Regions from separate parts of the Homo sapiens genome. Here regions 1 and 3 are each linked to region 2. A link is a contact called in ENCODE Hi-C or POLR2A ChIA-PET data. All regions are on one chromosome and are shown on one strand. Each heading gives the region's core, a stretch centred on a gene start or an enhancer-like site at or near the end of the contact. The rest is flanking DNA. Distances are from core to core; before and after follow the strand shown. Region 1 overlaps ATP2A2 (ATPase sarcoplasmic/endoplasmic reticulum Ca2+ transporting 2). Region 2 has its middle 19 kb from the start of ARPC3. Region 3 overlaps ATP2A2 (ATPase sarcoplasmic/endoplasmic reticulum Ca2+ transporting 2).

Region 1 (2,700 bases), core at 1-2,500, 92 kb after region 2:
CAGGCGTCTCGCTGGGCGGAGGGGTTGAGTTCATCAAACTCCCGGCCTGTGAAAGCTTTTGACGTCACGTCCTCATCCTGCCCGAAGATGCCGATGCGGCGACAGATGGCCACAGCAGTGCCCTTGTTGTCCCCAGTGATCATGATGACCCGGATGCCTGCTTGCCGGCACAGCTTCACGGAGGAGGCCACCTCGATTCTCGGAGGATCCAGCATGCCCACGCAGCCAACGAAGGTCAGATTGGTCTAAAATAAGAGCATCACTTTAAATAAAAGTGGCAAGTTCTAGTTTTTGTCCCCTAGTTTGAAAAATGCCCAGTTAAACATTGAGACAGGTTTCTGCATTTTTTTTCTTTTTTTTTTTTTGAGGCGGAGTTTCGCTCTTGTTGCCCAGGCTGGAGTGCCATGGCGCAATCTCAGCTCACTGCGACCTCCGCCTCCCAGGTTCAAGAGACTCTTCTGCCTCAGCCTCCAGGGTAGCTGGGACTACAGGTATGCGCCACCACACCTGGCTAATTTTGTATTTTTAGTAGAGATGTGGTTTCTCCATGTTGGTCAGGCTGGTCTCAAACCCCCAACCCCAGGTGATCTGCCAGCCTCGGCCTCCCAAAGTGCTGAGATTACAGGCATTTGAGCCACCGTGCCTGGCGGTTTTTGCATTTTCTTATGAGAAAAAAAAATACCACTACACCCGTTATCAAACCATTCTTTAACTCTTGTGCTATTCTGAGCCCACAGTACCAAAGCTTCTTCATTTTGTTCATAGCTTTAGGATGTCACATCCTTGATATAAAAGAATTCTACTCTGAGTAGAAAAGTGGAAGTAATCTCCAACTTGGATCTTTTGACCTTCAGTAACTAATGAATATTCTAGAAATGTCACCAATTTAAAAAAAATCATGATTTAGATGAGAGGCAAAATGGGGTTTACAAGCTTAAGCTCATCTTGATTATTCTACTTTGAAAATATTCTACTTTGAAAATAACACTTTTATGAAATTATTAACTATGTATGTTTGAAGCAGCAAATTTTAAGGGTGACACAGCTGGCAGGCAGAAAAACAAATAACCACACCTCTTTCTTGGCAAAAGTGAGAACTGTTTGACCTTTTGCTTGAAGGAGTACTGTTTAAACACAATGAATCGTGCAGGGTGTGGACAAAGAAACTTTTCATTAGCTAACCTCATATTTAATAAAGTTGGCAGAGTCCTCAAGGTGCATTTCTTCTCTTCTCAGTGGGTTGTCATGAGTGGCCAGGGCCAGGCATCGCAGTGTGTCGCTGCCACTACCCCACTCTCGAATGACAGACATGATCTTCTGTTTGACTCCAGAGGTCATAGGAACCTTAGTACTTCCAACTCGAATGTGGGTGCACCTGTCAATGACACCTTCAGGAGCACCCTGGAAATGTTACAGATTTAGATAAACAATTTTGTTTTATTGGTTCACCGGGATCTTAACCCTGGCAAGAACATCTCAATTGCAATCTGCCATACTTGCCTTCACAAACATCTTGCTCATTGATGTCCTGCTTGGTTTATTTGGTGTACAGTAAACCGACATTGACTTTCTGTCACGTGAAAACTCTAGAGTGAATTCCTTTTTCATCAGCTGTTTAATGACCTACAAAGGGAACAAATATGGATACTACTGGGTGGCAATTTCTGAACTTTTTTACCTAACAAGCAGTAAGCACACCTATTACATGACAGATGCTAGGAATATAGCAATAAACAAAACAGACAGGTTTTTGCCCTCATGAAACTTGTCCCCTATTTTGGGAGAGACAGACTAAGATGCAAAAGTAACACAAGTGCTATAGAGAAAAAGGGAAGGGGGATAGAAAATTTGCATACATACATATGAACTGTTACATAAAGTGGCCAGAAGGCGGTGACATTTGAATAAAGATGGCCCCATGGGGCCTGAAAAGATGTGTGTGAACCCAGTGGGTGGTGGTGAAGACCCACCAGGCAGAGAACGGAAGTGCAACCTGGCAAGTCCTGGAATGGTAAAGGAGTGCCAACGTGGCTGGAATAGAGTTTACATGAGCAAAAGGTGAGGCAGGTAATGGCAGAGGATGGTAGAAGCAGGTCATTAAGACCTCAAAAGTCATTATGGGGCATTTGGCTTTTAAGACAAGTAAAACAGAAGACAACGGAGGGTCTCAAGCTCCAGTTGTCAAGAATTGGCTGAAGGTGGTCGGGTGCAGTGGATCACCTGAGGTCAGCAGTTCATGACCAGCCTGGCCAACATGGTGAAACCCTGTCTACAAAAATTAGCTAGGTGTGGTGGCAGGCACCTGTAATCCCAGCTACTCAGGAGGCCGAGGCAGGAGAACTGCTTAAAGCCAGGGGGGCAGAGATTCCAGTGAGATGAGATTGCGCCACTTCACTCCACCCTGGACGAAAGAGCAAACTCCATCTCAAAAAACAAAAGCATTGGCTGAAGGGAGACAAGGAATACCATTCAGTATAATGACACTGACTTAAACTAGGGAACGTTGGAGGTGAAGAGATGGCCCCAAGCAGAGCTGTCCACCAGAACTCTGTGAAAGATGGCAATGCTCTGTGGCCACTGTTCATGTGGCTGTCACACGTGATGGATAAGCACTTTAAGTGAATATGGCTAGGGCATCTAAGGAAGTGTTTTTAGGTATTCTAAGTAGTTTTAGATAGCTAGTGGCTACTGATTATAGTA
Region 2 (2,700 bases), core at 4-2,503:
TAGAGATGGGGTATCATGTTTTTTTGTGTTTTTTGTTTTGGTTTGGTTTGTTTTTTGCTTTTTTTTTTTTTTTTTGAGACTGAGTCTCTCTCTGTCTCCCAGGCTGGAGTGCAGTGGTGCAATCTTGGCTCACTGGAACCTCTGCCTTCCAGGTTCAAGCTATTCTCCTGCCTCAGCCTCCTGAGTAACTGGGATTACAGGCTTGTGCCACCACGCCTGGCTAATTTTGTATTTTTAGTAGAGACGGGGCTTCACCATATTGGCCAGGCTGGTCTCAAACTCCTGACCTCAAGTGATCCATCCACCTCGGCCTCTTAAAGTCCTGGGATTACAGGTGTGAGTCACAGCGCCCAGCAAGACAAGGTTTTGCTGTGTTGTCCAGGCTGGTCTCAAACTCCTGGACTCAAGTGATCCACCCACCTCAGCCTCCCAAACACTGGGATTACAGGCATGAGCCACTGCACCTGTCCTAAATTAAAATTCTTAACCCAGAATCAGAGTTTTGGTGTTTGGGTTGGAACTTCTGCCACAGGGGTTACAGACATGTCAGAAAGGAGAGAAAGCCACCCTGATTCATTTCAAGATTACAGGTTTGGGGCCAGGCCTGGTGGCTAGAGGTCGAGGCTGCTATGAGCCATGATCGCACCACTGCACTCCAGCCTGGGCGACAGAGTTGAGACCCTGTCTCAAAAAAGAAAAAAAAATTTTATTTTAAACATATCACCACGTTGGCCAGGCTGGTCTTAAACTTCTGACCTTAAGTGATCCGCCTGCCTTGGCCTCCCAAAGTGCTGGCATAAGCGTGAGCCGCCGCGCCCAGCCAAATATATGTATGTATGTATATATATCTATAGACATATCTAGATATCTAGAGATATCTATAGATATCTAGAGATAGATCTATCGATCTATATATCTAGATATGTATCTAGATATAGATCTATCGATCTATATATCTAGATATATAGATCGATAGATATAGATCTATATATAGATATGTAGATATATAGAGCTATATAGATATATCTATATATAGATATGTAGATATATAGATCTATATATAGATATGTAGATATATCTATAGATAAATATCTATATATATAGATAGATATCTAGATATCTGTAGAGATCTATATAGATATATATATATTTTTGAGACGTAGTCTCGCTCTGTCTCCCAGGCTGGAGAGCAGTGGCGCGATCTCGGCTCACTGCAAGCTCCGCCTCGCTCCGCCTTCCGGGTTCACGCCATTCTCCTGCCTCAGCCTGCCGAGTAGCTGGGACTACAGGCGCCCGCCACCACGCCCCCCTAACTTTTTTGTATTTTTAGTAGAGACCACCGTGTTAGCCAGGATGGTCTCGATCTCCTGACCTCGTGATCCGCCCGCCTTGGCCCTCCAAAGTGCTGGGATTACAGGCGTGAGCCACCGTGCCCGGCCCCTTTTTTTTTTTTTTTTTTAATTGTGGAACCATCATGATAGAAAACCAGCTTACTCTGGGTCCTGTTCCCAGTTCCGTTACTGCCAGCAGGGGGCGCACGGGCCACAGGCGCTGGAACTAGCTTCTGGACCATTTCCCCTTGGGACTTTATCGTGGTAGGTGTTTTGTTTTGTTATATTTTGTTTTTTAATATATGCAAGAGGACAATTTCCAAATGATTTATTATAAATTATACATGAATATAGTCTGATTTTTTTTTTTTGATAGAGCCTTGCTCTGTCACCCAGGCTGGATTGCAGTGGCGCAATCTCAGCTCATTGCAACCTGCACCTCCTAGGTTCAAGCGATTCTCCTGCCTCGGCCTCCCAAATAGCTGGGATTACAGGCGTGCGCCACGATGCCCAGCTAATTTGTGGATTTTTAGTGGAGACAAGGTTACACCATGTTGGCCAGGCTGGTCTGAAACTCCTGACCTCAGGTGATCCACCCGCTTCAGCCTCCCAAAGTGCTAGGATTACAGGCGTGAGCCACCACGCCCGGTCCAATAGTATGAACTTTAAAATACAGCTTTAATTGAAATGTAATGCTGACATTAAAAACAATTATAATGTTGACTTTTTAGACAAGGTAATTTAGTAATAGTTCTCAGATTTTTATTTTCTTCCCCTTCTTTTTTTTTTTTTTTTTTTTTTTTTTTTTTTGAGACGGAGTCTCACTCTGTCGCCAAAGCTGGAGTACAGTGGCACCATCTCGGCTCACTGCAAGCTCCGCCTCCCTGGTTCATGCCATTCTCCTGCCTCAGCCTCCCGAGTAGCTGGGACTACAGGCGCCCGCCACCACGCCCGGCTAATTTTTTGTATTTTTAGTAGAGACGGGGTTTCACCGTGTTAGCCGGGATGGTTTCAATCTCCTGACCTCGTGATCCACCCGCCTCGGCCTCCTGAAGTGCTGGGATTACAGGTGTGAACCACCGCGCCCGGCCTTTTTTTTTTTTTTTTTTTTTTTTTAAATAAAGATGGGGTCTCACCATGTTGCCCACACTGATCTCGAACTCCTGGGCTCAAGTGATCCTCCTGCTTCAGCCTCTCAGAGTGCTAGGACTACAGGCGTGAGCCACTGCTCCCAGCCTCCAGATTTTATTATTTTTGATCAAGCAACTCAACTTCATATTGTTGAATGCTGGGAACACACACACACACACACACACACACACACACACGCACACACTGAAAATAGTTCAGCCGTCCTCTAATTGGGACT
Region 3 (2,700 bases), core at 17-2,516, 110 kb after region 2:
GAATTTCAGACAAAGGATTTTGTGCATGAAGAGCAGGCTAGGCTGTTCCGATGATCACATCCTGTAACATTTCCCTGGTGAGGCATGTCAATGCTCTTAGGGCAAGTGGTAGTGGAAAATTCTTACTCTTGCCAAAGGGATGCTCTGCAATTTTTTCTTCCAAATGTTTTTCTCTGACTCTTTGGGTGGAGGCAGGTACAATAAAAGAATAAACTCTGAATTACCTTCCATTTAACATCTGACACCTTTCAAATTCAGCTCTTGAAAATCCACAGCTCTTTAATTTGCTATTACAATAAAGATTTCCAATCAGAACAAAATCCTCACAGTATACTTGCACAAGAGTTCAAGTAAGAGTTCATTAAATTATCAGTTTGCCACGTTTTAGAACTCCATGCAAACGTTTATAAGCCATGATACTGAAACATTATTTGTACCACTTATGTCAAATATAAATACTGATGGTTAAAACTACCATTATTCAAGCCGGGCATGGTGGCTCACACCTGTAATCCCAGCACTTTGGGAGGCCAAGGCGGACGAAGCATTTGAGGTCAGGAGTTTGAGACCAGCCTGGCCAACATGGTGAAACTCCGTCTCTACTAAAAATATAAAAATTAGCCCGGCATGGTGGCGGGCGCCTATAATTGTAGCTACTTGGAGGCTGAGGTTGCAGTGAGCTGAGATTGCGCCACTGCACTCCAGCCTGGGTGACACAGTGAGACTCCATCTCAAAAAAAACCCAAACAAACCAAAAATCAGCATTATTTTTTTAAAAAATCCTTTTTATTAATCAATTGTATTATGCATTTTAAAAACCTAATTTATTGTGGCAAACACCAGTTATTAAAATCTTTTATAAGAAAAACACTATTTAAGACCAGAAATTACCTTCTAAATGCCACTGTTGTTTTTGAATCTAAATGGCTCCTAGGAAACACAAGGCATAACAGATTTATCTTAAACTACTTAAACATTTAACTGTGACTCAAAATTTTCACCGTGTTTCCAATTTGAGTCATAAATTTTGTAGTTTAGCAGAGACTGAATGAAATTCTTCATTTGAGAAGCTCTACTTGACTACTTTAAACTACTTCCAGGCCTCACGGTGAACAGGGAAGGAACATTACACAATACCCCATTATACTACTGTGGTTTGCTCCCAATCTGTTTCTTAGACAGTACTGTCTTTAAAATGGCAAACGTGATCTCCTCCTGTTTTAAAATCTTTCAACAGCTTCTTTGGCATCCCAACCCGGGCTTATAACAGCCTCCATGACCCAAGTGCTGTTTGCCTGTCACCCTCTCACCTCCCTCTGAGCATCACACACTATGCTCTTCAGTTCCTCTAACTTGTTTCTGGGCCTTCACATACCCTTTCTTCTCCCATAAATAGTAAGGCTTTCCTCTAACTCCCAGATTAGGCTGGCATCCCTCACTGTGTGCCCACAGAGCATCCTGTCCTTTCCTTACACTCGCATGGTCTTCATGAATCTTCCCCACTAAAACCAAAAGCTCCATAAAGGCAGAGTCACTCAGACATCACTGATTTCCTAGCCCTACCACTATACCTGGCACACAGTGGGTGTCAAATAAAATATCTGTCAATGAATAAAGCATTTGGCACACATATTTCCTTTAGTATACATGTAGCAAAAGACTTCTAATTACCAAGTTGAAGAACATCACGAAGCTAGAAACAATAAAAAATCAGGGTCCAAAGAGATAACAGCTTTGGTTAAGCTAAATGAGGTTCAATAATGGTAGTTGCTTAAATTCTACGTTTAGACTAAAACCAAAATAATCTATGCCAGTAAAAGTCTAGAAATTTAGGAATGGGGGGATGGGAAGAACACCTAAGAAAGACTGTAGTTTTAGCTGGTAGAGTAATTAAGACTGCCAAAGAAATTTCCATAGACTGTCAGAAGACAAAAAATGTCTAGAATGACAACCAGACTCCATTTACATAACTGCATTCAATCTGGGTACCAAAGAGAACTACCAAGATGGTAAAGCGTTTGAAACAAATGCTAAGACTAACTTGGAAATAAACATTTTATTTTATTTTACTTTTTGAGATGGAGACTAGCTTTGTTGCCCAGGCTGGAGTGCAGTGGCATGATCTCGGCTCACTGTAACCTCCACCTCCCAGGTTCAGGCGATTTTCCTGCCTCAGCCTCCCGAGTAGCTGGGATTACAGGTGCCCACCACCACACCAAGCTAATTTTGTTTGTTTGCTCTGTCACCCAGGCTGGAGCACAGTGGCGTGATCTCAGCTCACTGCAACCCCCGCCTCCTGGGTTCAAGCAATTCTCCTGCCTCCCTCCCAAATACCTGGGACTACAGGCGTGTGCCGATGCGGCCGGCTAAGTTTTGTATTTTTAGTAGAGATGGGGTTTCACCACGTTGGCCAGGCTGGTCTCGAACTCCCAACCTCAAGTGATCCACCCACCTAGGCCTCCCAAAGTGCTGGGATTACAGGCGTGAGCCACCGCACCCGGCCAAAAATAAAAATTTTAGGATACGCTATACTGCTAACATTTGACAGTCCTAGTACTGCCACAAACTGCCACATGCTCCTGGATAAGTTACAAACTCTGAGTTTTAGTCTTCTCATCCCCTAAAATAAGGTTTCATAAGCTCCCCTTCAGATCTAAACTGGTGATAAATCAGATTTCTATGTGGCTCCAAATTAAAAAA

The links. A loop is a pair of places that touch in the nucleus more often than their neighbours do. ChIA-PET counts read pairs that join two places held with the same protein, here RNA polymerase II (POLR2A). Pooled maps may share reads with other maps.
Region 1: a loop to region 2 is called in a pooled map, with 3 times the contacts of the local background. The contact joins two enhancer-like sites. A Hi-C loop is called at or near these places in 1 of 168 maps with a recorded cell type or tissue (naive thymus-derived CD4-positive, alpha-beta T cell), 1 of 37 single-sample maps with no recorded cell type and 6 of 50 pooled maps. POLR2A ChIA-PET finds 5 or more read pairs at or near these places in 23 of 52 experiments (A549, B cell, BJ and 19 more).
Region 3: a pooled map shows a loop between it and region 2 (3-fold over the local background). The contact joins two enhancer-like sites. A Hi-C loop is called at or near these places in 5 of 50 pooled maps. POLR2A ChIA-PET finds 5 or more read pairs at or near these places in 18 of 52 experiments (A549, AG04449, B cell and 14 more).

Annotation. Positions count from the first base shown.
Region 1 is chr12:110,338,204-110,340,903 of GRCh38, reverse strand. ATP2A2 (ATPase sarcoplasmic/endoplasmic reticulum Ca2+ transporting 2) reads right to left here. Exons shown (of 20, transcript NM_170665.4): 12 at 1,501-1,623; 13 at 1,183-1,401; 14 at 1-245. Among named protein-coding and RNA genes, the nearest start is that of ATP2A2, 58 kb to the right of the region's middle. RefSeq lists enhancers at 1-403, 1,811-1,910. Within about 2 kb of position 1,250, at least 7 of the 41 ENCODE cell types and tissues checked have a DNase peak (open chromatin) inside an H3K27ac peak, as active enhancers do.
Region 2 is chr12:110,430,369-110,433,068 of GRCh38, reverse strand. It overlaps the pseudogene HMGA1P3. Among named protein-coding and RNA genes, the nearest start is that of ARPC3, 19 kb to the left of the region's middle. RefSeq lists an enhancer at 1,223-1,332. Within about 2 kb of position 1,253, at least 18 of the 41 ENCODE cell types and tissues checked have a DNase peak (open chromatin) inside an H3K27ac peak, as active enhancers do.
Region 3 is chr12:110,315,462-110,318,161 of GRCh38, reverse strand. All of the region lies in intron 5 of ATP2A2 (ATPase sarcoplasmic/endoplasmic reticulum Ca2+ transporting 2), which reads right to left. Among named protein-coding and RNA genes, the nearest start is that of ATP2A2, 36 kb to the right of the region's middle. Within about 2 kb of position 1,266, at least 3 of the 41 ENCODE cell types and tissues checked have a DNase peak (open chromatin) inside an H3K27ac peak, as active enhancers do.